2 separate regions of the Homo sapiens genome follow, and region 1 is linked to region 2. A link is an interaction called in ENCODE POLR2A ChIA-PET data of the cell type or tissue named here. Cell type or tissue: IMR-90. All regions are shown on one strand. Links, peaks and the distances in the headings refer to the core of each region. The heading gives the core; the rest is flanking DNA. Region 1 holds the start of YEATS2 (YEATS domain containing 2). Region 2 holds the start of VWA5B2 (von Willebrand factor A domain containing 5B2).

What was found. ChIA-PET counts read pairs that join two places held together with the same protein. Peaks named below come from ENCODE experiments on the same cell type or tissue, not always from the same donor. Only the 100,000 strongest peaks of a DNase experiment are listed, where the experiment ranks them.
Region 1: POLR2A ChIA-PET joins it to region 2 with 11 read pairs; 1 of 35 experiments calls an interaction of 5 or more read pairs at or near these places.

The regions. Positions count from the first base shown.
Region 1 is chr3:183,694,038-183,709,635 of GRCh38, reverse strand. It overlaps YEATS2 (YEATS domain containing 2), which reads right to left and starts at 11,839. Exons shown (of 31, transcript NM_018023.5): 1 at 11,643-11,839. RefSeq lists a silencer at 11,465-11,934. In IMR-90, for the core only: no CTCF peak of the experiment used is centred there; no DNase peak of the experiment used is centred there; H3K4me3 peaks cover 214 bases; H3K27ac peaks cover 290 bases.
Region 2 is chr3:184,222,633-184,238,204 of GRCh38, reverse strand. It overlaps VWA5B2 (von Willebrand factor A domain containing 5B2), which reads right to left and starts at 8,620. Exons shown (of 20, transcript NM_001390846.1): 1 at 8,492-8,620; 2 at 7,538-7,825; 3 at 7,288-7,458; 4 at 4,808-5,027; 5 at 4,472-4,629; 6 at 3,808-3,939; 7 at 3,450-3,574; 8 at 2,897-3,052; 9 at 1,943-2,053; 10 at 1,654-1,862; 11 at 1,456-1,567; 12 at 794-979. The coding sequence starts at 7,676. RefSeq lists a silencer at 8,513-8,852. In IMR-90, for the core only: no CTCF peak of the experiment used is centred there; a DNase peak (open chromatin) is centred at 3,714; H3K27me3 peaks cover 2,399 bases.

The DNA of each region.
Region 1 (15,598 bases), core at 4,501-9,500, 530 kb after region 2:
GGGCAAGATGCAGAGGCTCAGGCCTGTAATCTCAGCACTTTGGGAGGCCAAGGCAGGTGGATCACTTGAGGTTAGGAGCTTGAAACCCACCTGGCCAACATGGTGAAACCCCATCTCTACTAAAAACACAAAAATTAGCCGGCCATGGTAGTGCATGCCTATAGTCCCAGCTACTCGGGAGGCTGAGGCACGAGAATCTCCTGAACCTGTGAGGAGGCAGAGGTTGCAGTGAGCCGAGATCATGCCACTGCACACCAGCCTGGGTGACAGAAACTTTATCTCAAAAAAAGAGTAAATGCTTTCAATTTAAATATAGAAAATAAATGATTTTTTCCATAAGTAACACAAGAAAACAAAGCTTTATAGAAGTAAATGCCATCAATTAAAACATACCATATCCATTCAAATAACATAACCAAGTCTGAGTTTTTGACAAAGGTTAGAAACCAAAAAGAAAACCAAACTTTTTTTTTTTGAGACAGAGTCTCACTTTTGTCGCCCAGGCTGGACTGCAATGGCATGATCTTGGCTCACTGCAACCTCTGCCTCCTGGGTTCAAGCTATTCTCCTGCCTCAACTGTCTGAGTAGCTGGGATTACTGGTGTGTGCCACCACTCTCAGCTCATTTTTTTATTTTTAGAAGAGACGGGATTTCACTATGTTGGCCAGGCTGGTCTCGAATCTCTGACCTTGTGATCCGCCCACCTCGGCCTCCCAAAATGCTGGGATTACAAGTGTGAGCCACCGCGCCTGGCCAAAAAAAATTTTTTTAGAGACAGAGTCTTACTCTGCCATCCAGACTGGAGTACAGTGGCACAAGCATAGCTCACTGCAACCTTGGAATCCTGGGCTCAAGTGATCCTCCTGCCTCAGCCTTCCGAGTAGATGGGACTACAGGTGTGTGCCCATACCTGCTAATCTTTTTATTTTTTAAAGAGACGGGGGTCTCACTATGTTGCCCAGAGTGGTCTTGAACTCCTGGCCTCAAGAGATCCTCTGGCCTTGGCCTTCCAAAGTGCTGAGATTTGTAAGCCACCACCCCTGGCCCCAAACAAAACATTTAATGTTTTATACTTTAAAATAAAACCCAAGAGAAAAATAATTTTGAAAAGAAAATTGTATAATAAAAACCATAAAGATGATGTAATGTACAGTCACTGGAAATTCGAGGTCTTAGCTCTCGAGTCAGGGAAGATGGAGAACCCCAGAAGCCAGTCCTAGAACTCTACCATTGTGTTTTGCAAACACATCATATAAGATGTGGCCAACAACATGGTGAAACCCCATCTCTACTAAAAATACAAAAATTAGCTGGATGTGGTGGCGAGTGCCTGTAGTCCCAGCTACTCGGGAGGCTGAGTCAGGAGAACTGCTTGAACCCAGGAGGCAGAGGTTGCAGTGAGCCGAGATCGTGCCACTGCACTCCAGCCTGGTGACAGAGCAAGACTCCGTATCAAAAAAAAAAAAAAAAAAAAGTGGCCAATTCTTGAGGAGAAAGGAGTAAAATCTGATAAATTAGACACTTGAAAGATTTGCCATATATCATATGAGGTATCATCTCAATAATTCTATGTGCCTCACATCATTTGAATATCAGAACCACTGAACTTGGGGCTCTCACTCAAGACTTCCCATCTGGTTTAAAGTTGGGGAGGGGGACGCCGGGCATGCTGGCTGCTCACGCCTATAATCTCAGCACTTTGGGAGGCCAAGGCGGGTGGATCACGAGGTCAGGAGTTCGAGACCGGCCTCATCAACACGGTGAAACCCCGTCTCTACCAAAAATACAAAAAATTAGCTGGGCATGGTGGCATGCACTGTTATCCCAGCTACTCAGGGCAGGAGAATTGCTTGAACCCGGGAGGCAGAGGTTGCAGTGATCCGAGATTGCGCCACTGCACTCCAGCCTGGGTGACAGAGTGAGACTTCGTCTCAAAAAAAAAAAAAAAAAAAAAAATAGGTGGGGAAGGGGAGTAGTACAATCATTTTCTATCTGCTTCCATACAGACAGGCATTCCTAAGATGCTGATAATGATTTCATAGTTCCTGGCCCTGTCCTTTCTACAGTCTTAAAAGAAAATACATTCTCTTTTGTAAACAAGACAACCAGTGTTCCTTTATTAAATATCTGAATAAGACTCTACAATCCATTTTCCATTAGCCAATGACATTTCAAAAATGTCTCAAAAGTCCAAACCAGAGGAATGGACGAACAAATCGTGGTATACTCAATGAACTCTTGATGCAGGCAACAACAGAAATGAACCTCAAAATCATTATGGCAAGCCAAAGAAGGCAAACACAAGAGTACAAGCTAAATTATCCCACTTAAGTTCTAGAAGAGACAAATTAATCTATAGTGAAAGAAATGAGAATCATAGTTGGAGGTGCTGGTGTTAGGGACTGACTGGGAAGAGGAATGAAGACTTTTTTCTTAGAAATATTTTATTCAGGTTGAGTATTCCTTACCCAAGATGCCTGGGACCAGAACTGTTTCAGATTTCATACTGTTTTGGATTTTGGAATATTTGCATATACATAGTAAGATATCTTTGGGAAGGAACCCAAATCTAAACATGAAATTCATTTACGCTTCATAAATATCTTACACACAGAGCCTGAAGGTAATTTTATACAACATTTTAAATAATTCAAAACATAACACAAAGTTTTGACTATGTTTTAACTGACCAGTCACAAGGTCAGGTGTGAAATTTTCCACTGTGGCATCATGTTGGTGCTTAAGAAGTTTCAGATTTTGGAGCATTTAAGATTCAGATTTTTGGATTACCAATGCTCCACCTAACTTTTTTTTTTTTGAGACAGAGTTTCGCTCTTGTTGTCCAGGCTGGAGTGCAATGGCACAATCTCAGCTCGCGGCAACCTCCGCCTCCCGGGTTCAAGCGATTCTCCTGCCTCAGCCTCCTGGGTAGCTGGGATTACAAGTATGCGCCACCGCGCCGGGCTAATTTTGTATTTTTAGTAGAGACGGGGTTTCTCCATGTTGGTCATGCTGGTCTCGAACTCCCGATCTCAGGTGATCTGCCCGTCTTGGCCTCCCACAGTGCTCCACTAATCTTAATAAGAGTGTAGGTTAGATGGGTATGTATATCCAATTGCAAAAACACCCAACTGTACACGCAAAATCTGTATTTCACTGTCTGTAAACTATACCTCACTTTAGAAAAGGACAATAAGAATATTTTTCTGATCATGTCATCCCCTGCTTGAATCCTTCAAATAGCTTTTCATAACATTTAGAACAAATTTCCATTCCTTAACATGACCTAAGAGATGTGAACTGCGCCCTGTCTCCCTCTCCATCCTTAATCTTTAAGATCCAGACAGGTTGGTTTTCTATCCCTCAAATATACTCCCAATTTTCCTTTGAGCTTTTGGAATCATGGCTCCTTCTATCTGGAATGCTCTTTTCTTAGGTTAGCTTAATCAGATTCCAGCTGAAATCTCCCCCTTATCAGGGGCCTTCCTTGACCGTGCCCCATCCAACACAGCTCTCCCTACCTTCTCCCTCCAAAGTTCCTGGAAGTGCTCAATATTACTATCTGGAAAAATAAATGAAGGATTTTTTTTTTTTTTTTGAAACAGTCTTGCTCTGTCACCCAGGATGGAGTGCAGTGGTGCGATCTTGGCTCACTACAAGCTCCGCCTCCCGGGTCAGGCCATTCTCCTGCCTCAGCCTCCCGAGTAGCTGGGACTACAGGCGCCCGCCACCATGCCTGGCTAATTTTTTTGCATTTTTACTAAAGATGGAGTTCCACCATGTTAGCCAGGATGGTCTCGATCTCCTCAACTCGTGATCTGCCTGCCCCGGCCTCCCAAAGTGCTGGGATTAGAGGCGTGAGCCACTGCGCCCAGCCATAAATGAAGGATTAACTAAAATATCTGCCAAAATATAAATGACCACAGGGAACATAACTACTACCTTACATTAGTTTTCATCATTAATCTATTTGTTGATATTGCTACATCTTTAAAGGCTCTTTAGCTAAATGTTTAAAAGAATGTACAAAGTTATTATACACAGACACATGCAAACAAAAAGACAGTAAGCAAGGCAATATTAATAATAGAATTCAAGGCAAAAAAAATAACATGATAAAGATGATGTTATTAAAGGCACAATCACAAAAATACATCTTAAACTATACATCCAACAATATAGTATCAAAATACATACAACAAACAGAAAAAGGAAAGTTTAAGAAATCACACATCTCTATATAAAATTTAAAAGATTAAGACAATTTATAAAAATACAGATGATAGGCCGGGCGTGGTGGCTCACGCTTGTAATCCCAGCAGTTTGGGAAGTTGAGGCAGGTGACTCGCTTGAGCTCAGGAGTTCAAGACCACCCTGGGCAACACAGTGAAACCCTGTCTCTACAAACAATACAAAAATTAGTTAGGAGTAGTGGCAAGCACCTGTACTCCCAGCTACTTGGGCAGCTGAGGTAGGAGGATTGCTTGAGCCCAGGAGATGGAGCCTGCAGTTAAGCTGAGATCGCGCCGTTGCACCTCCAGCCTGGGTGACAGAGCCAGACCCCGTCTCAAACAAAACAAACACAACAAACAAAAAAGATGATATAGATATATATCTGGTAATTAACAAGCCAGAATTAACAAATACACACAACTCTGAACCCAACAGAAAAAAATCTTTTAAAAATATCTATAAAAGTTCATTAAGGTCGGATGCAGTGGCTCATGCCTGTAATCCCAGCATTTTGGGAGTCCAAGGTGGGTGGATCACTTGAGGACAGGAGTTTGAAACTAGCCTGGCCAATGTGGTAAAACCCCGTCTCTACTAAAAATACAAAAATTAGCTGGGCATAGTTGTGGATACCTGTAATCCCAGCTACTTGGGAGGCTGAGGCAGGAGAACTGCTGAACCCAGGAAGTGGAGGTTGCAGTGAGCCGAAATCACGCCACTGCACTCCAGCCTGGGCAACAGAGTGAGACTCTGTCTCAAAAAAAAAAAAGTTCATAAAATGTAAATCATACAGTAAGATATGAAGAAAGTCTCAAATTACTGCAAAATGTAGAAATATTACAGCCACATTCTGATCTTAATAAAAATTAATATTAGCTCACCATGATATGGAAAATAAGACACTCTTCTAATAACTCATGACTCAAAGAAGAAATTAAAACTAAAGTAACAGACTATTTAAAAACTAACGAGAACACAGTATCTCCAAACCTATGGAAATGTGGTCAAAAGTCACCATCAGAGGAAAATGGCAAACAAGCTTTCACTGCAAATACACATACAAATCCAATCCAGCAGGGTATTAAAAGCATAATGCATCATAACTGGAAAGTTTTATTGCCAGCAACAGAAAAAGAAACAAGCAGAACGAACAAAGGCTAAATCCTAAAACCAAAGTGGGGAGATCTAGAACGAAGGGGATTTGTACTACACAAGTCTACTGTTGAAGCTTTAGGAAGCTTTTTTTTTTTTTTTGAGATGGAGTCTCACTCTGTTGCCCAAGCTGGATTGCAGTGGCGCAATATCGGCTCACTGCAACCTCTGCCTCCCAGGTTGGAGTGATTCTCCTGCCTCAGCCTCCTAAGTAGCTGGGACTGCAGGCACCCACCACCACATCTGGCTATTTTTTATTTTATTTTATTTTATTTTTTTAGTAGAGGGAGGGTTGAACTCCTGACCTCAGGTGATCCGCCTGCCTCAGCCTCCCAAAGTGCTGGGATTACAAGCGTGAGCCACTACGCCTGGCCCCTTTAGGAACATTTTAATGAAACTGACTTTCAGTAATCCAAATACATATGATCCATTTCCTGAATTCTATTTTGAAAACTAAATACGGCAGCAGCTTCACCCCAACACCATCCACTCTTCCCAAAGACTGTTCAATGTACACTCTAAGAATATATATCCATTTTAATATTATACTGAGAAAATCATTAGGCATGCAGAAGCCCTATCAAAAAAATCAAAATCTATATTTCAATGTCAATTAAAATTTCTCCACCTATTTAAACATTACTCTTAACACTGTCACCTCCCTTTGATACAAAGAACTGAAAAAACAAAATACACCTGATCGTCTTTCCAAAGTTATGCTCATTTTGTAACAGAAGGAACGAGAAGTTATCTATTAGGTTGGTGCAAAAGTAAAAACCACAACTACTTTTGCACCAACCTCTATTAAAGGACAGACTCAGACCAAGGGAACTCTAGGAGACAGAAGATTCTGTTATGATTTTCACCAGAGTTAGTACCGACAAAAAAATGCTATGCTAATTATTCTAAGTCAGGTCTGACACACAAAACCTTTTGAATATGTTCCCATTTGCTGGCTAACATATCACTTTTTCTTTAACTCATCTGGCATCCAAAACAAAAACAGATCTTTTAAGTAAAAATAATCAAAATTTTATACTGGACCTGAATGGCGAGAAGCTGAGCGATCTGGTCATTAGGACTGACGTGATGTGGGACATTTCTAATAACATGTAAAGAGCTGAGCAAAAGACAGCTGAGCTCAAAAACACTGTCTCATTATTTCAGTCTTATATATTTCCAGGTCAAAAACACCAACTTTCCTATAAATAAAACGGCTTTAAGACTACACAATTTGCTAATATGGTCAGCCCCCAGAATCCATTCTGGCCAGTACGCTGTCTACAACCTTGCAAACTAGCACACAGAAGACTGTAGGATAAAACAGCTCCTCTAAATTATCCATGCCACTGCTTCTCTCCATTAATGCACCTGGAAAGCTGACTTTAGGTAACTTTTACCATTCCCTTTTTTTTTTTTGAGAGAGAGAGTCTTGCTGTCGCCCAGGATGGAGTGCAGTGGCGCAATCTTGGCTCACTGCAACCTCCGCCTCCCGGGTTCAAGAAATTCTCCTGTCTCAGCCTCCGAGTAGCTGTGACTACAGGCGCACACCACCACGTCTAATTTTTTTGTATTTTTAGTAGAGACGGGGTTTCACCATATTGGTCAGTCTGGTCTCGAACTCCTGACCTCAGGTGATCCACCCGCCTCAGCCTCCCAAAGTGCTGAGATTATAGGCGTGAGCTACAGCACCCGGCCACTTTTACCATTCCTTTACCCCACCGGTTCAACTTTCTTTTTCTGGAAGAATGAGGCATGTGGGATGTTTAAGGGGTTTGAGATTTTTAAGGTAATTTTTTTAATTTTTTGAGACAGTGTCTCACTATGTCGCCCAGGCTGGAGTGCAATGGCACGATCTTGGCTCACTGCAACCTCTGCCTCCCGTGTTCAAGTGATTCTCCAGCCACAGCCTCCCAAGTAGCTGGGGTTACAGGCACGCACCACCACACCCGGCTCATTTTTGTATTTTTAGTAGAGACAGGGTTTCTCCATGTTGGCCAGGCTGGTCTCGAACGCTTGACCTCAAATGATCCACCCGCCTTGGCCTCCCAAAGTGCTGGGACTACAGGTATGAGCCACCGCGGCTGGCCTGATGCAGATTGTTTCCATATCATCTGTTCTGTAGTAGTTAGGGGGAAAAAAAGCTTTCGAAGGCTGGAGTTCACTTCATGGATGAGTCGGAATTTGATTCTTGAAGGATGAAGAGCATTTCGGTAAGCGGAGAAGGTAGAGGTGAAATATGAGCCCATTGGAAAGTAACTGTGAGATGTTCAGGCATGTGAACTTTGATGACTGCAGACATGGAGAAGTAGAACTAGTTCTAGGCAAGGGCTGTTTATCCTGCTTGTCTGAGGAGTGAGCTGTGGGGAACCTGTTAAGTGGTTGTAATGAAAGCTGAGGGTGAGGAGAATGCAGTGGGGAGGGGCTTGAACTTTACCTGCAGTGCTTCTACTGGCGATTGTTATGTATTTTGTTTTTAAGTTTTAATTTATTTGAGAGTGTGGATATACTTTTTTAATTGAAATATAATTCACTTAACTTAAAAGGTACTGTTTTAGGCCAGGCACAGTGGCTCATGTGCCTGTAATCCCAGCACTTTGGGAGGCCAAAGCAGGAGGATTGCTTGAACCCAGGAGTTTAAGACCGGCCTGGACAACATAGGGAGACCTTGTCTCTACTGAAAAAGAAAAAGAAAAAAATTAGCTGGGCATGGTGGTGTGTACCTGTAGTCCCACCTACTTGGTAGGCTGAGGTGGGAGGCTCGCTTGAGCCCAGGAGTTCAAGGCTGCAATGACCTACGGCTGCATCACTGCACTCCAGCCTGGGCGACAGAGACAGACCCTGTCTCAAAAAATATATATATTGACCGGCCGGGCGCGGTGGCTCAAGCCTGTAATCCCAGCACTGGGAGGCCAAGGCAGGCAGATCACGACGTCAGGAGATCGAGATCATCCTGGCTAACATGGTGAAACCCCGTCTCTAATAAAAATACAAAGCAAAAAAACTTAGCCAGGCGAGGTGGTGGGTGCCTGTAGTCCCACCTACCCAGGAGGCTGAGGCAGGAAAAGGCGTGAACCCGGGAGGCAGAGCTTGCAGAGAGCTGAGATTGCGCCACTGCACTCCAGCCTGGGCGACAGAGCGAGACTCCTTCTCAAAAAAAAAAAAAATTTATATATATATACACACACACACACACACACATATATATATACACACACCAGTTAAAAGAGTGCAATTCAGTGGATTTCAGTATATTCACAAAGTTGCACAAAAATCACCACTATCTAATTCCATAATGTTTTCATCACTCCAAAAAGCAACCACTTACCTCTTAATTGTCACTCTCAATTCTCCTCTCCCTTCATCCCCCTGGCAACTACTTTTTGTGTGGATAAACTTGCCTGTTTCTGGACATTTCGTATAAATAGAATCATACAGCACGTGGCTTTTTGTATCTGCCTTTTTTTTTTTTTTTTTTTTTTGAGACGAAGTCTCCCTCTGTCGCCCAGGCTGGAGTGCAGTGGCGCGATCTCCGTTCACTGCAACCTCCACCTCCCGGGTTCAAGCAATTCCCCTGCCTCAGCCTCCCGAGCAGCTGGGATTACAGGCCTGGGCAACAGACTGTGATTCTGTCTCAAAAAAAAAAAAAAAAAAGAAAGAAAAGAAAAGAAAAAGAAAAAATCTGCTTCACAAGTCTTGTTTTCTGTGAGAAAACTGCATCAACTCCCACCATCTACTGGGTATCACGACAGAAAACAGACTGAAAGCAGAGCAGGACCAAAGGCAGGGAGATAGGGAACAATCCAAGAACGTGGCAATGAACATTCAAATAAAAATCCGTAGTTGATGAGAAGAGGACAGGACCAACTATTTCTGAGAATCTATTCTAAGAAAATACAGGGTAATGTACATCGTATGTGGGCTACACTCAGAGATCTACAACCTAAATGTTAATTCTCTTCTTCCTATGGATTTTATAATAAAAAATAACCCACAGTAAAATATCATGCATCCACTGAATGAACATGAAGCATTTGAAACTGAGAAACATGTGGGGAGAACTCTGCATGCTGTATGTCAAGCTACCTATTTTTAATATCTAAAGAACTTTTGACAATCAATTAGGAAATAACAAAAGATGACAGAGAACAGGAAAAGAAATTCACAAACAGCCAATAAATGGGAAAAAAATGTTCAAACATACTAGTAATCAATAAATGAAAAAAACACAAGACACCATTTTTCATCGATTAAGTTTAGTTTTGGGGCAGATGGAAATGGGGCACTTTTTTTCTAATTTGCACTCATTAGTTTCATTTCCTCACATCCGGTTCCCACCTCCCACTTCCAGAACTATGGACAGGAAGACCAATGACCAAAACCAATAACCACCGTGTTGCCAAATTCAATTGACAATCTTAATGAACATCTCAGAAGCCCTGATAAAAGGACCAATTCAACATCTTCCAGAAACACCTCTTTTGGCTGCCATGATACATGCCATTTTGGTAGGAGCTTTTTCTCCTACCTCACTTGCTGTTTCCTGCGTCCTTTCCCCAACCTTCTTCCTCTACCAGACCTAGAGGTATTTGAGTGTCTGCGCCCTTTTCACTTCTCCACACTCTTTCCCCTCAGTGATCTCACACAGCACCATACCTTTGAATATCATCTACGTACAGATCACTCCCAATTTTTTTTTTTTTTAAGAGACGGGGTCCTTCCTGCCTTGTAGCCAAGGCTGGTCTAGAATATCTGGGCTCAAGCGACCCGCCTCGGTCTCTCAAAGTGCTGGGATTTCAGGTGTGAGCACCGCGCCCAGCCACTCCCAGATTTTTATCTCTAGCTCTAGCCTCTCTCCTCCTTGAGTTCCAGCCCTCTACATCCAACTGCCTCAACACACCGACTTCATAACTAACATGCATCTAAAATTTAATACATCTAAAATAGAATTCGTTTTTCCCACCTCAAATTTCTCTCTTCCATTCTTCATCTCAGTAAACAGCACCACCACCTACTCAGTTGCTCAAAACAAAAATCAAAAAAGCAAAGATTCCCACCATTCCCTCACCAATCCAAGTCTTGTTCATTCTACCTTAAAACATTTAAAAATCTGTTTATACTTCCCCATCTCCCTGCCACGGGCCTAGTCCAAGCTACTGCAAAGAGCACAGTAACTGACCTCGTAGGTTCCTCCCCAGCCCTCTTCCTCTACATAGCAGTCGGATCATGCTACTCGCCTTCTCAAAACCTTCAAAGGCTTCCCGGGAAAAACTAAACTCCTTATCAGGGCATCATCTGCCCTATCTTTTAAAGAGTATACACAAACAGGAATATACATCCAAGGGTAGTATCTCTAGATCGTAAAACTGCGGGCATTTTTCTCTGGCTTTGCTTGTATTTTTAAATTTTTCTACGCTGAATACCCTCTACTCATTAAGAAAGGGGAAATGATATTGCTGAATTCTATATAATATTATACCGCATTTTTTACATGTGAGCGAGAAAAGGGAATGGAAAACGTGGGTCAACTCTGTAACTGCTGAATGCTTAGATGAAAATACTAGCCAACATCAAACTAAAAAAAAATGATGTGTCAGGCCTGTAAGATTGCTGATGGCATTTCTCTTCCTCTGGTTTCTATTTCTTAACATAATCACATTCATGATGGAGAAAACCTCATTGTCTTCTGCAGTCTGGCCACAGCCCTTCAAGCCAGCCTTTCCTGCAGGAGTCCTCACTTTCCGAGGCTTCCACTCCGCCCCGCACTGCCCGCAGCTCCGGCGCGTTGGCCCCGGCCCCATCCCTGGACCCCCAAAGCCTCTCTGACCCCTCCCCTCCATCCCAGGGAGGCCCGGTGGGGATGGCGACAGGTTGGAGGGGCATTCCAGGATCCTTTCGGTAAACCCACGACTTTCTGGTGCTGGGGCCAAATCTTGCCTCCAAGGCCAAGAGCTTAACATCCTAAAAGCTCCGGCCGCTGTGGCTCGGGGTCCCGTATCCCCTCAGCGCAGCGCCCCGCTGAAGAGGAAGCCCCCAACTCACGTTCCAATTCCAGGCTCCCGCTTCTGCGGCTCCCCGGCCCGCACCTGGGATCCTCCCTGCCCTCCCCTCGGCCCCGGGGCCTCACCGGGTCCCGCTGCCGCGCTGCCTGCCGATGGGGGAGGGGCGCGCACGTGCCCGCGCCGCCCCCGCCCAAACAATGCCCCGGAGAGCGGGGCGCGCTCCCGGCCGGTCCCTTCCTGCGCCCGCCAACACTCACCCTTTCTCCGGGTCTCCGGCTGCAGCGCGGGCCCCGCCGGCCGCCGCGAGAGAGCACGGCGAGGTGAGAGAGCGGGCGAAGCCCCGCGGAGCTGCCCCGCCACAAGGCCCCAGCGACCCCCGCAACCTGCGGAAGCACACGGCGCGGTGGAGCCCGCCCGGCGCGTTCCGCCCCGCACGTCAGCAGCTGGGCGCGTCGGGGCGCGCGCGGCGGCGCGCGCGGCCTCGGGGCGGAGCTCCCAGGGATGAGGGCGGGGCGGGGCGGGGCGGGGCTGGTCCGGGCTGGGACCCCGGCCCGCGAGGGCACTTCCTGGGCAGTGTGGGCGTCGATTCTTGCAAAGGCACAGTCGTCCATCACTTTCCTGCCCCAGAAGATGGCGAATTTCAACCCCAAGTTTGACAGAATATTCATTCTGCCGGCGTGTATGAGCTTCCCTATTAATCACAATAGTGACTATGATGTTTGTGTGTGCCATCTTTGTGCCAACCCATGTGCTAAGTGCTGGGTATACAAAATAACAGTAGTTATTTCTAGCCCATTTTACAGATGAAGAAACTGAGGCAGGGAAGGCTTGAGACTTATCTCAGTCACACTAGCTAGTGACAATCCAAGTCCAGTTTTCCACCTAAATATCACTTGAGGCCAACATTCTCTTTCGTTGTAACTCTACCACCCTACCCAAGACCCTGTAATCTCTCTGCCCAAGACTATGAATAGCCTCCCAACTGGTCTTGGGGAACTTCTGTTCCCCTTCAATCCCTTCTCACTGTATAACGATTTACTACTGGAGCTGAGTGGTGGGTTTAGGAAGTTCACTTTTTTTTTTATACTTTACATACATGTTACCAAATTTTTAATGTATTTAATGTTTTTATCAACGCATAATAAATATAAGTGGTGTTTTGTTTTTTGTGTTTTTTTTTTTTTTTGAGATAGAGTCTCCCTCTGTTGCCAGGCTGGAGTGCAGTGGCATGATCTTGGCTCACTGCAGCCTCCGCCTCCCGGGTTCAAGCGATTCTCCTGCCTCAGCCTCCCAAGTAGCTGGGATTACAAGGCGCGCGCCACCACGCCTGGCTGATTTTTGTATTTTTAGTAGAGACAGGGTTTCACCATGTTGGCCAGGCTGCTCTCGAACTCCTGACCTTAGGTGATCCACCCGCCTCAGCCTCCCAAAGTGCTGGGATTACAGGCGTGAACCACCACCCCCAGGCTAATTTTGGTTTTTTTAGACAGGTCTCACTATCACCACAGCTAGTCTCACACTTCCGGGCTCGAGAGATCCTCCTGGCTGGGCACGGTGGCTCATGCCTGTAATCCCAGCACTTTGGGAGGCTGAGGCGGGCGGATCACCTGAGGTCAGGAGTTCAAGACCAACCTGGCCAACATGGTGAAACCCCGTCTCTACTAAAAATACAAAAATTAGCCAGGTGTATTTGGGCATGCCTGTAATCCTAACTACTTGGGAAGCTGAGGCAGGACAGTCACTTGAACTCGGGAGGTGGAGGTTGCAGTGAGCCATTGCACTCCAACATGGGCAACAAAAGTGAAACTCCATCTCAAAAAAAAAAAAAACTAAGAAAGGCTTCCTTGAACCTTAAGCTAAGACTCAAGAGATAATAGGAACTGGGGAGATAAACAAATTTCATGGAGAAGGGGGTGAGGTCACAGGTCAGGATGAGTGTGTTGGTGTTCCCCTACTCTTAGGGTTTAACAGTGAGGTGGAAAGCATAGAAATACCCAGATAAGTGCCAAGAAAGCTAGAAGCTGACTTCCCTTGGTGTAGCTTGGAAGGCTGTCCAAGTCTGTGAGAAGGCTCACACAGTAGGGCTTGGGAGCAGGCCATGGCGTTGGGAGGAGTCTGCAATAGTGCTGCTGGAGCGCTGCAGCTTGCACATTTAGGTATGTCAGAATTCCAGACTTCTCTTGTTGCTCCCTGCCTGGCATGCAGAAAGTAGCATGGTTAAGAGCCATGGACAGACCAATAGGCACTGTGCCAGGGGGCAGGTTTCCTAAAGCAGAGGCCTTGTGGTGGGCTGATGGCCAGGGAATGGCTACAGAACGTAGCTAAGACCCCAAGGATAGGCAGTACTGAAGATACCAGTGGAGCTGAAGCACCCCTAAGTCAGCTGGTGAGAGGAGCGGGGATGGAGGAGTGGGGATGAAAGATGAGACATCAAACTCTGAAGGTGCTAAAGCAACAGGTCATGAGCTTGCCAACCAACCACCTCAGCAGCTGATGCCTGCAGGGCAGTGGAGACCAGAAGTCACCAGAGACATAGCAGCAGAGGCCAGTGAGAACCCAGGCTATAGCTTGAAATCCCGCACACAGATCTCCCCTCCCACCGCTGCCTTGAGGCTTCCCCTGTATCCTGTAGGCCGCCTTGGGAAGTCAAGGGGAAGAAGGGTAAAGTTCTGATAAGACTACAACTTTGAACTGTTTACCCAAATATTCACCAAAATGAAACTTTTTTTTTTTCTTTTGAGACTGAGTCTTGCTCTATTGCCCAGGCTGGAGTGCAGTGGTATGATCTTGGCTCACTGCAACCTCCGCCTCCTGGGTTTAAGTGATTCTCCTGCCTCACCCTCCCGAGTAGCTGGGACTACAGGCGCGTGCCACCATGCCCGGCTAATTTTCTGTATTTTTAGTAGAGACGGGGTTTCACTGCGTTAGCCAGAATGGTCTCGATCTCCTCATCTCGTAATCTGCCCGCCTCAGCCTCCCAAAGTGCTGGGATTACAGGCGTGAGACACCACACCCAGCCTATTTGCCCTTTTAAAAACATCACTTGCAGCTGGGCGCGGTGGCTCGCGCCTGTAATCCCAGCATTTTGGGAGGCCAAGGTGGGTGGATCACCTGAGGTCGGGAGTTCGAAACCAGCCTGGCCAACATGGTGAAACCCCATCTCTACTAAAAAAAAAAAAATGCAAAAATTAGCTGGGCGTGGTGACACATGTCTGTAATCCCAGCTACTCTGGAGGCTTGAACCTGGGAGGTGGAGGTTGCAGTGAGCCGAGATCATGCCACTGCTCTCCAGCCTAGGTGACAGAGTGAGACTCCGTCTCAAAAAAAAAAAAAATCATTTGCCCCAATGAGTAGGTGGGGAATGACTGAAGAGGTGTGTGAACATAGAAGCAGTGAGACAGTTGGAAAGCAATTTCAGTCATCCAAGCAAAAATTGAGGGTGGCACTGGTCGTGGTGGCTCACACCTGTAATCCCAGCACTTTGGGAGACGGAGATGGGCAGATCACCTGAGGTCAAGAATTCAAGACCAGCTTGACCAATATGGTGAAATCCCGTTTCTACTAAAAATACAAAAAAATTAGCTGGTCGTGGTGGCTTGTAATCCCAGTTACTCGGGAGACTGAGACAGGAGAATCGCTTGAGCCCAGGAGGCAGAGGTTGCAGTGAGCCAAGATCGTGCCATTGCACTCCAGTCTGGGCAATAAAAGGGAAACTCCATCTCAAAAAAAAAAAAAAAATGAGGATGGCTTACCCTGGCAGTGGAGATGGTGGGAAGGAGATAGATACAAGAACTATGGAGAAAATACCAGAAGACTTGATGACGATGAACTGGGAGGAGACTGGGGAGAGAAGGGAAGGGGACTGGCCTCTGCTAAGTCAAAATGGCCTCTTAGATAAACTGCCCCTTCCTCCAGGCAGACTCAGCTCTGCTCTGGAGCTTGGCAAGTGTTTAGAGGCTGGTTTTAGGCTCCTGGCTAGCCAGGCTCCCTTAGGCAGCACTCACCTGCACAGCCACTGGAGGTGGGCCTGGAGGGAGAACTGGGGTTGGCTCATACGTTTCCAGCAGTGGCTGATGGTGGATGATGGTGTCATTTCCTGAAAGGAGGGAGACTAAAGGAAGAACAGATTTGAATGTTGGGGGTGGGAGAATCAAGAATTCCCTTTGGGGCATTTTAAGTTTGAGGCATCCACTCGAATACTTTTTTTTTTTTT
Region 2 (15,572 bases), core at 947-5,946:
TAAACCAGAAACAAAAGACCAGTACTAAAGAAGGAGGAAGCAGACATGTTCACTGTAAGGGTTAATAGAGCTGCTGGGAAGCTGAGCTTTAAGTTTGGCCCTGAGCTCCCTGGCAGCCAGGCAAAAAAAAAAGTCTGTTATGCAGCTCTCATGATCAAAAAGGAGGAAGCGTGCAGAGTTCTTCTAAAGAGATAAAGCTTTTCATTAAAAAATAACTACCATGTCCCCAGCTCCTACTGTGTCAAGTGTTCTGCCAGGAGTACTCACTTTATGACCCCTGATGACAACCACCTGTGAAAAACCTCATTTCCATATGAGGAAATGGGTCAGTGAGGTGAAGTGACTTGCTCAAATCAAATGGCTGGTAAGTGACAGAGCTGGGATTAGAGATTGTGCCTAGGTTATGCTCATCCATCACTGCGTGTCCCAGAAAATACGCTGGCTGGTGCTTTCTATAGGGAACTATGTGAAGCCATGAGCAAGCCTTGACGGAAACCTCATAGCAAATGCAGGTGCTGTTTTCTGTGGCTGTGTGCTTTAGTGACCTTGGGTAAAAACTGAGGGGTAACACTTTGCAGGACAACTCAGTGGAAGACTCCATGAAGGGGACAGGGTGTGGTCATCTTAGGGGGCCCAGTGTGATCTCTGTGGAGTCCTAGGGGATAGTAGAGAAGCTTGGTAGAGAGAGGCACAGAGAATGGAAAAAGGGTTTGGAAGAGATGCGGGGACTTCAGCCATCCCAGGCCCCCCTACCTCACCCTAGCCCCCCTACCACACCCCAGCCCAAGCTTACCCCTGGTGGGCGGGACCGGAAGCCATCCACCCTGAAGAGTGAGCAGTAACCGAGCAGCTGGTCCCCAGGGTAGAGTGCTGGGATCTCCCGGGGGGTCAGCAGTGCCTCCACAGTGTCGGGCACAAACCAGTCCACAGAGATGTCACTCAAAGCAGGCTCCAGTGCCTTCCGCAGAGCCTGTACCAGCTGTGGGGAGTGGCCACAGGGAAGACATGGGAAGGAAAGAGGTGTCATACGGCCAGACAGAGCAGGAAGGCTGCCCTTCCCCTGATGCCATCTGCCCAGCCCCTAAGCTGATGGGGCACAGGGCCAGGCTGGGGTCAGGAGAAGGAATGAGGGTAGGAGCAAGCAGGGGGCTGAGTGCTCAGCCCTCAGGATTTGGTCTGTCTCCTGGCCTGAGCTTTGCCACATGGATGGGGCAAGACTGTGAGGACGAGGCTCCGTTCCAGGACTAAATGGGATTCAGAGGGTGGTCAGAGACAGTGTCCTGACACCTTTGGCCTTCACAGCACCAACAGCTCTTCCCCTGATTGGAGTGGGGAGAAGGCCTGGTGAGGGCGCCAGGAGCCCCCATGGCCTGCCTGAGTTCTGTTTCAGACTTGATGTGTAACTTGGGAGAAAAACTTCCAGGTGTAGGGAACAGGGCCCAGGCTCAAGCTCACCATGGGCTGCAGCCTCTGCCCAGGCCTCAGGAAGTAGGCCTGGCCTCTGCTGAGGGCAGATAAACCCTGGAGCAGCTGGTGGCAGGTGGGCCCCAGCCCAAAGGAGAAGCATCTGATGAAGGAAAGGAAGCAGCTGTGATCTTCAGGAGCCCCTTGTGGGGGCTCAGTCTTACGCATCTGGTTCTGCCCATCCCATACCTGGCTGTCCCCCTGTGCCACCTCATGAGCTCCAGGGTTCGGTGGGTAGTGGCGGCCATGGGTGAGGCAGCAGTGAGCAGGAACAGCTGCCGAGGGTAGGCCCTGTGCTGGGGCTGCCCCACGGCCCAGTCCAGAGCAGCCAGCACGTCTGGGGGCCCACTCGGAACCTGCAGGGTCTCAATGCTCTCGCAGATCAGCTGCACAGCATCCTGGAGCGAGAAGGCACAGGCTGGGACGCACTGGGCTGAAACCTCTCTGTAAGGCCCCCAGATCCCTGGACCACACTCACATCACTGCAAGGCCGGCTCTCTGGGAAGAGTGGCTGCACCAACGTCCCAAACACGGCCAGGTTGATAAGCGTCTGGGGCGGGAGGGACTTCACAGCCAAAACAATGGCATCCTGTGGAGGGCCAGGGAGGGCGGCGTGAGGCCGGCCCCATGGGCCCTGATACAGAGCAAGGGAAGCCAGATCACTGCGTTATCCAGGCTGTGATTCAAGTGAGAGGCTGTGGTAACCTGGGAGAGGCCCTGGGTGTGAGGGAAAGTGTGCCAGTGAGCCCCCAAGTGTGTGTGAGAGACTGTGTGGGACTCTGGAGGTACACATGACTGTGTGTGGGACTCTGGAGGTATACATGACTGTGTGGGACTCTGGAGGTATACATGACTGTGTGTGGGACTCTGGAGGTGTACATGACTGTGTGTGGGACTCTGGAGGTATACCTGACTGTGTGGGACTCTGGAAGTACACATGACTGTGTGTGGGACTCTGGAGGTGTACATGGCTGTGTGTGGGACTCTGGAGGTACACATGGCTGTGTGTGGGACTCTGGAGGTACACATGGCTGTGTGTGGGACTCTGGAGGTACACATGGCTGTGTGTGGGACTCTGGAGGTACACATGGCTGTGTGTGGGACTCTGGAGGTACACATGAAACTTGAGTGTCCCTGTGATTGGAGTGACTCCCTGTGACTGAGTGCGAGTCTATGTGTGAGAGGCTCTTGGAATCCTGGAGAGATGTGTGTGCGTGAATATGAGCAAGAGAGCGTGACAGTGTCTGTTTGGCGGTTGGAGCAGGGCTGCTGTCTAAGGGAATCCCCTGAGGAGTTGCCATCTGCTTCCTCTTTGGAAGATGGTGTTTGAAGCAACAAGGTAACTCCTGGCTTCAAGAGGCTGCCCCCAGCCCTCCTCAGACCCACTGCCCCACCCAACCCCCAGGCCTGCCCACACCACACCCCCACGGGCCTTGTGTGCCACGCTGCTGCTATCCAAAAGGAAGAGTAGCTCCCGAGTAGCTGTCCCCAGGTGTCCGGGCTTGGAGCTCAGGTCTGGGCAGAAGCTCAGCGCCAGCACGGGGTTCAGCAGGATGTCCTTGTGGAAGCGTCGCTGCAGGAACCACACCTGAGCGGGGGAGTCCCAAGTCAGCCTGGGCAAGGCTTAGTGCTACTTTGTTGAGGGTGGGCAGTGGGACTGGCTCTGGGGCCTTTTTCTGTCTGATCCACCCAGAGGGGACATCTTTTTGTAGTAATTCGAATAAAGGCAGGAGCAAAGGCAGGTGGCTGTCTTCTGTTTATATCAGACCTAGCCTCCATCCTCTGAGACACACCCCAGAGAGATTCACATCGGCCCTCCAATGACAATACTCATCTGTCCTCTGTGATGGTTGGTGGCAGCTGTGGAGAGATCTTACCGAGAAAAGAGGCCTCCCCGCACCCATTCCAATGTAAGCCTGCTTGCCTGCTCCTTGTGCACAAATGCAGCCAAGGCCAGGGGCCAGGCCAGGCTCCTATGGCGGTACCTGCCGGTCCCCATCACTGTCCCTTCGCTGTAGCCTCTGAAAATCTCGGCGGGCCCTCACCCGGGCCTCATATTCTGCTGAGCTCAGGCTGCCGCCCTCCAGCATCAGGTGTGGCTGATGGGGCTCTGAGAGGAGAGGACACAATTCTGTCAAGGAAGGCCCTGCCTCTGGACCCCAAGTGCCCAGTTTCACTGTCCAGGAGGAGCCTGCAGGTCCAGCCTTCCTGCACCACAGGCTCTGCCCTCACAGATGACTCAGTCCATCTGGCTGGGGCCCAGAAACCTGCACTTAAGAAATGCTTCCCCCATTCATGTAGAAGCAGGTCAGAGCCGGCCCACGGTGTGTCCCAGTCTCTCACCACTGGGGTGCAGCAGGATCTCCAAGGCCCGGTCACAGTGGTGGCCCTCTGCCAGTGTGACACAGATGGTGGCTGCAGAGCTGGCATGAGGGGGGGCATCTGCCCGCAGAGCATGAGAGGGGCTCTCCAGGCCTGAGGGACATAGAGGCAGGAAGGGGAGATGTAGCCATAACACCTTCCCAGGGACAGCAAATGTTGGCAGGGGTCATGGCTGATTCAGTCAGCTCTCAGAGTCTGATCTATATGGGGTCAGATGGACGAGGGAGGATGTGCCTGCTTTCATGGGCTGGGAAGTAGATTCCAGCAGGGTTTCTGGCTGGTCGAAGAGTCATGCATCAGCCAGGTGCTGATTTAGCATTCACCCCCCACCTTCTGTGTAAGGAAAACCTACTTCATCACAGGTACTAGTCCCATTGTAAGTATCTCTCTTCCCACTGCTGGGTGGGATGAGATATAAATAAATTACCTTGATAAAATTGGGGTGTGTGTGTTGGGTAGAGGTGACCAGGGGATGCTCCCACCACTAACCCAGATGTTCCGGAGGCTGGGGTCCCTGTCTTTTTGTCCTGTGTCCCTCCTATCCCTGAGCCTTATTTCCCTTCCAGTCACTACACTGGGTGGAGTGGGCATCTGAAAAGAGGGCAGGCCAGCCAGATGCACCCACCTGCAAGCAGGCATGGCCCAGTCACCAGCATCTCGAAGGAGAAGGTATATGGGGCAGGGCAGCGGGCAGGGCCTGAGAACACGTCCCGAGGGGCAGCCAGCTCCTCCCAGGCCAGCCCTTCCTCCTGAAGGCTGCCCACCCCGAAGCAGCTGGTGGGGCTGGAAGGGAGCATGAGGAGGGTCACTGGGCCACTGTGAAGGCCCCTAAACCCTCCGGCTGACTGGCCCCAGCCCTTCCTCACCCTTCCCATCCCTGGGTACCCTGCCAGTGCCCCCTCACCCGCACTAGACCCAGAGAAGCCGAGGGAGGGACGAAGAGAATCACCATAGGCCCAACCTGTCGTCACAGAGCCCCGGAGGCCTGGGGGGCCCCGGCGGGCCTGGCGGGGCCAGCGGGGTGAGCACAGTGGGCAGGGCCACATGCAGCACCCCGTCAGGCCTTGAGGGCAGCTCCCGGCTGCTGTGCAGGGTCACCGTCATGGTGCCAGCCGCGGCGATAATGCCTGTGGGCAGCACCAACGTGGACCGGGCCTGGGCCAGATCCAAGACAAGATGACCTATGATGGGTGAGAAATGGGGTCAGAGCATGCTGGAAGCAGAGGAGAGGGAGGAAGCTAGATGTGGAAGCAGGCATTGGGTCAGGGAGCCTGGGCAAGGGGGACTTTGCGTGTTGGCACTAGGCTAATGCATTGGTGACGCAGGATGGAGGCATGAGATGAATGATGGCAGGAGAGGCAGACTAACTGTGAACAGATCTGGCTGTCATCAGGCAAGAGCAGCAGTGACATCCTTGCTAATGGAAGGCTGAGGAGAAGGGGCCATGTCCACTCTCAAGGCCCTGGGAATACCCACACCCTCTGCCCCTCTCCCCCTGCCTGCCTCTTTCCATTCAACCCTTGGCCACCATCCCTTGTGGATAGACATCTCCCTGTGGCCTGGGACCCCACTCTGCTCATAAATTTCCTGCTCCTGAACCATCAGGAGCTCCCCCATTGCCCACTAAGGTGGCTCCAGAATTCTCTACTCCTCCCGGGCAGGAGGAATAGAGAAGCAGGAAGCAGGCTGGAGGACATAAAGCTCCATTTGCACACTGCACACACTGTTTTATTTAGCTCCTAGGTTTGTTTGGGGACTGGTGGGGCTGCTAAAGGAATAATGACCAGCCATGTACAGTGGCAGCTGTGTACACCACCGACGTGGTCTGGCCCCAGCCCACGTTCACAGCCCTACTGTACCTCACTTCCTCACAATGACCAATTGTTCATCCTTTCAATAAATACTTGCTGAATAACTGAAGGGAAGAAAAAGATGGAAGGAAAGAAAGAAAGGGGCTTCCATCCCAGCCAACCGACACAGTGGAGACAGCACAGCATCAAGTTTTAAATATCAGCTCGGTGACCTCTAATTGAGTCCTTTGGCAGCTCTCTTGTTCTGAGGAGCCTGTTTCCTCATCCATAAAGTGGGGATCATAATAACTCTGTGATTGTGGTGAGGAACAAATGAGGCAATGTATGCAAAGCACCCAACATATAAGTCAGTGACCCCTGCTATGACTTTCATCCCCCATAACAGGAGGAAGGGGGATTATCCCCCTTCCATCCCCCATAACAGGAAGAAGCCTGCATTACCCACTACTTGGGATTCAAATGAGGTGATACTAGCGATTGTAAACTGTAAATCACTATAAACATGAGATATTTTATTGTCATTACCCACTGTAACCTACTTATAAGCATTTGCTTATACTGTTGCCCCTACCTTCCACTTAACTGAGTCCTACCCTTTCTTGCAGTCAAATGCTGGCTCTACCTCCTTCTGGAACATTCCTGGGGCCTCAGCCCAGAGCTCACTCTAGCCTCTAACCACAAGCCCCTAACGTGCTGGGCTTATGCCAGCTCTCAACACCACTGGATTCTGTTCCTCTTCTTCTTACCTGGATTGCAAATCCCCTGGGCAGGAATCAAAGCCATGTATGAATGAATCAATGAAAGAACCAGGTGCAAGCACAGCACACAGCACAGGGCTGGGCTTCTGTCCCTTCCCCGGGCACTCGCTGGGCCTCATAGTGCCAGGTTCTGTGTGAGGTGCTGGGATTTGGAGATGCTCCAGCGGGGAGACAGACAGGCAGATCTGTGACAATGACTCCCCCTGTAAGTGCCATAACGAGGGGGCACAAAAGGCTGGGGAGCCAGGAAACAGTGCAGCTATTTGTGGGAGAGTCAGGGAGGGTTTCCCTAGGAATGACGTTTAGTGGATCTTAAAGGACAAGTAGGAATTTGCTCAATAGAAGATGGAAAGACAGAGCAGAGAGTTGGGAAAGGACCTGTCAGTCAGTGTGGCCAGCGGCAGCGGTACCTGGTGTATGGGGTCGCTGGGAGAGGGATGGAATGGGGTGAGAGCGAGGGCCTTGGCTGCTAGGCACAGGAGTCTACACTTGATTCACTGGCCCACGCGGGGCCGGATTGAGGTGTGCAGCCTAAAATAGTAAGGGGCCGGAGGGGACCACCAGGGGAGAAGGCTCCCTTTGCAGCCCCCTAGAGAGACCGGTCTCCTGGGCTGTAAGGGTTGCTGGCGCCCCCGCAAGCCCTGTGCTGCCTGCTGTGTCTGTCTCCCAGGCTGTGAACCTCCGGGCCATGTTCTCCCAGCACCTGGCGCAGGTCAGGTGCCCAGCCCACGACTGCTAAATACCAGGATGAGCCAATGAATGCACAAGGCAGTGCCCGGAGGAAGGCGGGGGACGGGCGGAGGCCGAGCGGATGCGGGAGCCTGAGCTGCGCCCGGCTTTCAGGAGCGCGGGTGCGGGCGCGCGGAACTCACCCTGCGCGCAGCGGCGGGGCGTCGGGGTCCCCAGCCCCGGGCCCAGAGCGCGGCAGCAGGCGGCCTGCGAGCGGCGCCGGCTCTGCAGCTGGAAGGAGACGCGCCGTCCGGCGGCCTCGGCCTCGAAGCCGGACACCACCTCGGCCTCGGCCAGCGGGTACACGAACACGCCTGGGGAGGGCGGCGGGAGGCGGCGTCGGACCCTGCCCGGCGCACCCCCCGCCGCGCCCGCGCCCCACCCGGGCCTCACCGTCCACCGGCTGCGGCTGCGGGTTGCGGTAGGTGAGCCGGGCCCGCACGCTGAGGCAGGGGCCGTTGGCGCAGGCCCGGACCCAGGAGTCCGTGAGCGGCAGCGGCGTCCAGCTGGAGGGGCAGTACAGGCCGGGCATGGCGCCGGGAGGCCGGCCCTGCGGGAACGGGCCGGGGAAGCTGGGCGCAGGGTGACGGGACGCCCACCCCGCGCTCCAGAGGCCAGCGCGAGAGTCTCACTCCAGCACCCGGACGGGGCCTGCCGGGGCGCGAGGCCGAGCGGGAGCTCCTGAGGGCGACAGGTGGCGGGGGAGATAAGGGGGCGGCAGGCGTGGTGGCGAGGAGGGCATCCTCACGCGTTACCTGGGCAGCCGGGCCGCGGAGGGTTAATGATTAACGCGCGCTTCGGCGCCCAGCAGTCCCGCCGCGGCTCCCCCGGGGGTGGGGGCGGTCACAGCTGTTCCACCGCCCACTCCCAACCTCGCAGCCACCCCCGTACCTGCCGGCCCCCCGGGGCCCCCCGCGGCCGCCAGCTGTCGGAAGCGGCGCGGGTGGAGATGGAAGATGCTCCGGGAAGGCGGAGGTTTAAAGGGCCCGAATCCCCCCGGAGGCCCCCGGCCCTGCGAGGGATCGCGGGGGCAGGGTGGATGGGGCGCCGAAAGGGCCTTGGTCTTTCTCTCCCTGGTGCCTCATCCGACGGGGGTGCTGGCCGGAGTGGAGGGGTTAAGGGTGGGAAGAACGAGCTGGGAAAGCGAAAAGAGGGGGTCTTTGGGAGGCAAGCCCGGGAGAGGTGTCGGGCCAGGGAGAGTCCGTGGGAGCCGCCAGGTTACCGCTCCCTACCCCGGCAGAGCTGATGTGGGAGGAGGGGGCACCTGCAGTGGCCGCGGCCCGCGCAGGGGATGCCGCGGGCTGGCTCTGGGGATCGCCCCGCTCCCTGTGGCAGTCTCAGCCTCACCGTCGCGCCCTCCGCGGAGTTCTAGGTGCCCACGGGATCCGTGTGGGTGGTGCCGCCTCTGCGCTCCGGGTGGCCCTCGGTCCCGGCACCTGCCGGCCGCCAGTTCGTGACTGTGGCTGCAGCGGCTCTGAGTCCCGGCAGGGGCGCGGGCCCTGCCGGCGGTGGTCCCGCCCCCGTTCCGAGAGGCCGCCCCTCCAGCCTGCCCTGGCCACGCCTGCTGCTGCTGCGGCGGGGCTGGCGCTCCCCCCTCCTTCGGGCGCGGTACCGCCTCCGCGCCAGCCGCGGCAGCCCGAGCCAGACTGGGCACCGCAGTGCAGGGACCGCGTCCCCGCCGCCGCACGGATCCCCGTCACTGCAGGACCGAGGCCTCAGAGACCCCACCCTTTCCATTCTTCAGGAATCAGGCGTCCTGCAAGTGCCACCGACACTGCCGCGACCCCAGCTATCCCATTACCACGACGGCATCCCATTCCCCAGCCCACCCCACCCCCTGCCCTGGGTTGCTTCCCATCGCTGCAGAGACCCTCCCTCCTGACTGCAGCGAACCCCCCAGCCCCCCATCACCGTCACCGCAGGACTCTTCCCCCAAGAAGCTGGCCCCTTTCCTTTGCAAAGTGCTCTTCATCACTGCAGAAAACCTCCCCCATCCCTGCAGGTACTTTTAGTTCATGCAGCCACTTCAGTGACCACTCACTCCAAGCAGGGATTCCTCATCACTGCAGCGACCTCCTCCCACCCCCAAGCAGCCGGCCTTGGCATCGCTGCAGTGCCAACCACTTCTGCTGGGGTGGGAGGGTGTGCACAATAGCGCCCTCAGCCTATAACCCCTTGGTCTCTTCAGCTGTGCGGGCCTTGGGAGTGAAGCCTTCTAGCCTGAAGAGCCTTCTTATGGCTGCAGACCGTCCCCTCATAGCAGTGACCCCCACCCATCACCGCAGCCCTGAAGAGAAAACATCTCTGCTTGTCAGGAGGGCCCCTTGTTATTGGCAGACTTTGCATGTGCTTGACAGTGTTATGCTGTCAAAAAGTAGGAAGGTCCGGAAAACCTCTCCCAGGTCCCCCAAGGAAGAGTCTGAGAGCCCTGGGGAAGTGAGAGGAGATGACCATGTTTGGGGATCATCCATGTAAGCTTTTTGGCAGATGCCATACTGAGATTCTGCAGAGAGAGCTTGAGGAGAGCTGGGGATGGAGGACAGCCAGTAGGAAGTGAGCTTTCGAGTCGGGCCCATGGTTCTCACTCCTCCGCATTAACTCTCTCCTTCTGATTTCAATCACTATCACCAGGGATCATCCCCCCGGGGGATCCCTGCCTCCTTGAGTATCTGAGCCCTCAACCCCAACCATCTCCTTTGCTCACCCTACTTAGCATGGTGGAGAGAGCTTGACCTTTTCCCAGGGAATTTCATGGGTGGAAATGCACAGGAATGATACAGGGAGCACAGACACAGTCACACGTACCCAACACACAGGGAGCTCCAGCTGGGTCCTAGCCCTCTTTCCATACTACCTGGGTCATGGTTCCATTCACCTCTCTCCCCCTTTCTCTACTGAGTCTGTTCTCAGCTTCATCCTGAACGAGGGTCCCTCTTTCAGGCCTAGGGAGAAACAGTGGATGGGCTGATGGTCCCTCCAGGTGATCCAGGGCCTCAGGTAGGACCAGCCCTGGCCCTGAGGGCCTCACAAAGGTCCAGGCAGTGGCCACCTTTCCACAAGCACCTTGTGCTCTGCCCCTTCTACAAATGAACCAAGAGCTACATGTAGCCCTTGGACAAACATGAGGTTGCAAATAGCAGTCATTAGGGAGGTCTCCGACACATGGAAATGGAAAAAGAGGTCCTTCTGTTTGGTCCTGAGGAGAGCTTAGATGTAAGACAGCCTCCCAGGAAGATAGCATCCCTATCAGAGACCAGACACACACACTGGCAGAAGTCAAACTTTGCTGCAAAGCTGGACCAACCCTGAGATCTTGCTAGGAAGGTCTCCTTAGCTGAGGCAAATGGAGGGAGAGACAGGTGAATGGCTCCACAAAAAGCATAGGGCACCCTGCAGGATGAGGGGCAGGGGGTGGGGAGCCAGTGCTGGCTGCCTGGCACCTTGGGTGGGGCAGTAAGAAGGGTCTCTGAGGCCCAGCTGGAAGGCCCTCTGGTGGTGAGGCAGCAGCATGACAGCCAAGGGCAGAAGGGGACAGCACAGGAACCAGATTCCAGATCTGAGGCCGGGCTGAGGGATAGCATGGGGTGGGCTACGTGGTAGTCATAGGAGAATAGATGATATAGATGATATACATATAGATATAGATATATAGATATATTTTTTGAGACAGAGTTTCGCCCTGTCGTCCAGGCTGGAGTGTAGTGGAGCGATCTCGGCTCACTGCATGCAACATCTGCCTCCCAGGTTCAAGTGATTCTCCTGCCTCAGCCTCCTGAGAAGCTGGGATTACAGGCGAGCACCAGCATGCCTGGGTAATTTTTTGGATTTTTAGTAGAGACAGGGTTTCACCATGTTGTCCAGGCTGGTCTTGAACTCCTGAGCTCAGGCAATCTGCCTGCCTCAGCCTCCCAAAGTGCTAGGATTATAGGCATGAGCCACTGCGCCTGGCCCATAGGAGGATATTGAGCTGAAAAGACTTAGCTTCTGCCTAGGAGAGTCTCACACTTTAGTGAAAAGGGCAGACAAATATACAGTTACAGTAGCTTGAGATAAGTGCTGCATTACAAGAGTAATAGTAATGGATATTATAAAAGCTTTTAACTGGCTGGCGGTGGCTCACACCTGTAATGCCAGCACTTCAGGAGCCTAAGGCAGGAGAATCCCTTGAGGCCAGGAGTTTGAGACCAGCCTGGACAACATAGGGAGACCCTATCTCCATAACAATTAAAAATTAAAAAACAAATCTTAACCAAGGGTGGTGGTGATGTGGGGAATAGGGTGAACCTTAGGGAACTGACTTAGAAAATGGCACTCAGCCAGGTCTTCTTGTTGCAAAGCACAACTCAATTATCTCCTGCTTGTGGGCTGCCTGTCGGCCTTTGGAGGGCAGAGGTCTTATTTCCCCAAACTATAGATGATCTACCCTCTCAGATTGGAGCTCCAGAAGAGATATACCTAGAGAAAAAGAGGAATTTTGCCTCTTGCTGTCTAAAGCTTGACTTCCAAAATCCCAGCCCCTGCCTGAAACCCAAATTGGAAGATGGTTTAGTTCATTAATTCATTTGTTCACTCAAGAAATATTTCTTGTTGAAGCCTGCGGTGTGCTAGAGCTGGAACTACAGCAGAAAACAAGACAGTGGTAGCCCCTCCCCTCACGAAAGACGTCAATTAAACAATTAATTTTTAAATTTTGTATTTCAAAATAACTTCAAAACTTCTACAAAAGTTGCAAATAAAGCATTTTTTTCTGAACCATTTCAAATTAAGTTTTACACATCCGACCTCTTTACCCCTAAACACTTCGGTTTGTCTTTTCTTTTCTTTTTTTTTTTTTTTTCAGAGACAGGGTCTCACTCTGTCACCCAGGCTGGAGTGGAGTGGCACAATCATAGCTCACTGCAGTCTTGAACTCTTGAGCTCAAAGGATCCTTCCTCCTTGGCTTCCCAAAGTACTGGGGTTACAGGTGTGAGCCACCATGCCCAGCCAGTTGGTGTGGGGGGGGGTAGTTTTTTTTATTTGTTTGTTTGTTTGTTTGTTTTGAAACACAGTCTCACTGTTTTGCCTAGGCTGGAGTGCAATGGCTCAATCTCAGCTCACTGCAACCTCCGCCTCCCGGGTTCAAGTGATTCTCATGCCTCAACCTCCAGAGTAGCTGGGACTACATGTGCACGCCAGAATGCCTGGCTAATTTTTGTGTTTTTGTTTTTATTTTTATTTTTTGAGATGGAATCTCACTCCGTAGTCCAGGCTAGAGTGCAGTGGTGCGTGTGCAATCTCAGCTCACTGTGACCTCCACCTCCCAGTTCAAGCGATTCTCCTGCCTCAGCCTCCCGAGTAGCTGAGAATACAGGCACCCACCACCATGCCCAGCTAATTTTTGTATTTTTAGTAGAGATGGGGTTTCACCAAGTTGGTCAGGCTGGTCTCAAACTCCTGACCTCAAGTGATCTGCCTGCCTCAGCCTCCCAAAGTGTTGGGATTATAGGTGTGAGCCACTGCTCCCAGCCTTTAAGAGTCTTCTACTGGGAGTAGTTTCTCCTTTTTGTCTTTTGTGATACTGACACATTTGAAGAGTACTGGCCAGTTGTTTTGTAGAATGTCCGTCAGTTTGAGTTTGTCTGTTGTTTCCTCATAATTAGATTCAGGATATGCACTTCCCATAGGAACACCACATAAGTGACGTTGTACCCTTCTCACTATATCTCATTGGGAGGATGTACATGTCAGTTACAGTTACTGGCGATTTTAACTTTGATCCTTTCAATAAGGTGGTGTGTTAGGGTTCTCCAGAGAAAACAGAACCAACAGAGATTGAGAGAGAGAGAGAGAGAGAGAGAGAGAGAATACGTATATATAAAATAAGGAATTGGCTCGTGTGCTTGTACAGGCAAGTCCAGTGCGGGCTGGCGGGCTAAAGACCCTGGAGACCGGATGGTGCAGATGAAATTTGGAGGCAGCCTGCTGGAGAATTTCCTCTTTCTCATGGAGGTCCATCTTTTTGTTCTGTTCAGGCCTCAAGTGATTAGATGAGGAACATTGTGAAGGTTAACTCTGGGTCTTAGCTTGACTAAATTAAGGAAGACCTATTCAGAAGCCGGGGCCAGGCGCGGTGGCTCACGTCTATAATCCCAGCACTTTGGGAGGCCGAGGTGGGCAGATCACCTGAGGTCAGGAGTTTGAGACCAGCCTGGCAAACATGGCAAAACCCTGTCTCTATTAAAAATGCAAAAATTAGCCAGGTGTGGTGGTGGACAACTGTAATCCCAGCTGAGGTGGGAGAATTGCTTGAGTCTGGGAGGCGGAGGTTGCTGTGAGCTGAGATCACGCCACTGCACTCCAGCCTGGGTGACAGAATGAAACTCCAACTCAAAAAAAAAAAGAAGCCTGACTATAGTCTGGAAAAAAAAAAGAAGACTAGAGAAGCGGTAAAACATTCCTTCGGGTGCATCTGTGAGGGTGTTTCTAGAAGAGATTGGCATGTGAGTAAGTGGACTGAGTAGGGAAGATCTGCCCTCATTGTGGGAGGGCACCATCCAATCTGCTGGTGGCCCACATAGAACAAAAAAGGAGAGAAAAGAATTTCCTCTGTCTCCTTCTCCTGGAGCTGGGACACTCCTTTTCCTGCCCTTGGACATCAGAACTCTAGGCTCTCTGGCCTTGAGACTTATACCAGAGGCCTCCCAGGTTCTCAGGTTGTCGATGGCCTCAAACTGAGAGTTACGCCATTGGCTTCCCTGGCTCTAGGCCTTTGGATTTGGACTTGGACTTGGACTGCCACATCCCAGGGTCTCCAGCTTGCAGAGGGCTGGTTGTGGGATTTCTCAGCATCCATAGTCATGTGAGCTAATTCGCCTAATAAATCCCCTCTCATCCATTTATCTATTTATCTGTCTGTCCATCCATCCATCCATCCATCCATCCATCCATCCAACCATTCATCCATCATCTATCCCCTATTGGTTCTGTCTGTCTGGAGAACTGTGACTCATACACCCACCCATATTCTGGAGGGCAATGTGCTTACTCAAAATTCACCAATTTCAGTGTTAATCTCATTCAAAAACACTTCAAGTTGACACATAAAATTAACCATCACGGGTGTTGCTTGCCAGATTTCTCCACTATAATGCTACTATTTTTCTTTTCATAATTAAATAAGTACATTTGTAGGGAGACAATTTGATTGTATGTAACTATTCCAATCGTCATCAAAGTTTCACCCACCAGTTTTAGCATCCATTAATTACCTAAATAATATTTTACATCAGTTTTATTGAGGTATAATTTACATGTAGTAAAATGCACTATTTTTTATTGTGGTAAAATATACATAACATAAAATTTGCCATTAGTGATATTTAGCACATTTGCAATAGTGATTGATTGATTTTTTTTTTTTTTTTTTGGAAATGGAGTCTCTGTGGCCCAGGCTGGAGTGCAATGGAGCCTTCCGGGCTCACTGTAACCTCTGCCTCCTGGGTTCAAGCAATTCTCCAGCCTCAGCCTCCCAAGTAGCTGGGATTACAGGCGCCCACCACCACACCTGGCTAATTTTGTATTTTTATTAGAAATGGGGTTTCACCATGTTAGCCAGGCTGGTCTCAAACACCTGAGCTCAGGCAACCTGCCTGCTTCGGCCTCCCAAAGTGCTGGGATTACAGGTGTGAGCCACCCCTCCTGGCTCCATTCACAATATTGTGCACTCATTCACCTCTATCTAGCTCCAGAACATTTTTCTCACCCCAAAAGGAAGCCTTGTATCCATTAAGCAGTCACTCTCTATTTCCCCTCTTCCCAGTCTCTAAAAACCACCAATATGGCTGTCTCTGTAGCTTTGCCTATTCTGTATATTTCATATAAATGGAATCCTATAATATATGACTTTTTGTGTCTGGTTTCTTTCATTTAGTATAGTGTTTTCAACATTCATCCACATTGTAGTATTAATCAGTTTATTCCTTTTTTTTTTTTTTTTTGAGACGGAGTTTCATTCTTGTTGCCCAAGTTGGAATGCAGTGGCATGATCTCGGCTCACTGCAACCTCTGCCTCCCGGGTTCAAGCAATTCACCTACCTCAGCCTCCCGAGTAGCTGGGATTACAGGCATGCATCACCACACCCACCTAATTTTTTTGTATTTTTAGTAGAGACAGGGTTTCTCCATGTTGGTCAGGCTAGTCTCAAACTCCCGACCTCAGGTGATCCGCCCACCTTTGCCTCCCAAATTGCTGGAATGACAGACATGAGTCACCACGCCTGGCCAGTTCATTCCTTTTTATGGCTAAATAATAGTCCATTGTATGGATATCCCACATTTTATCTATCCATCTATCTGTAAATAGAAGTTTGGGTTGTTTCCACCTTTTGGCTATTGTGAATAATGTTGCTATGAACACTGGTATGTAAGTTTTTGTTTGAACAACTGTTT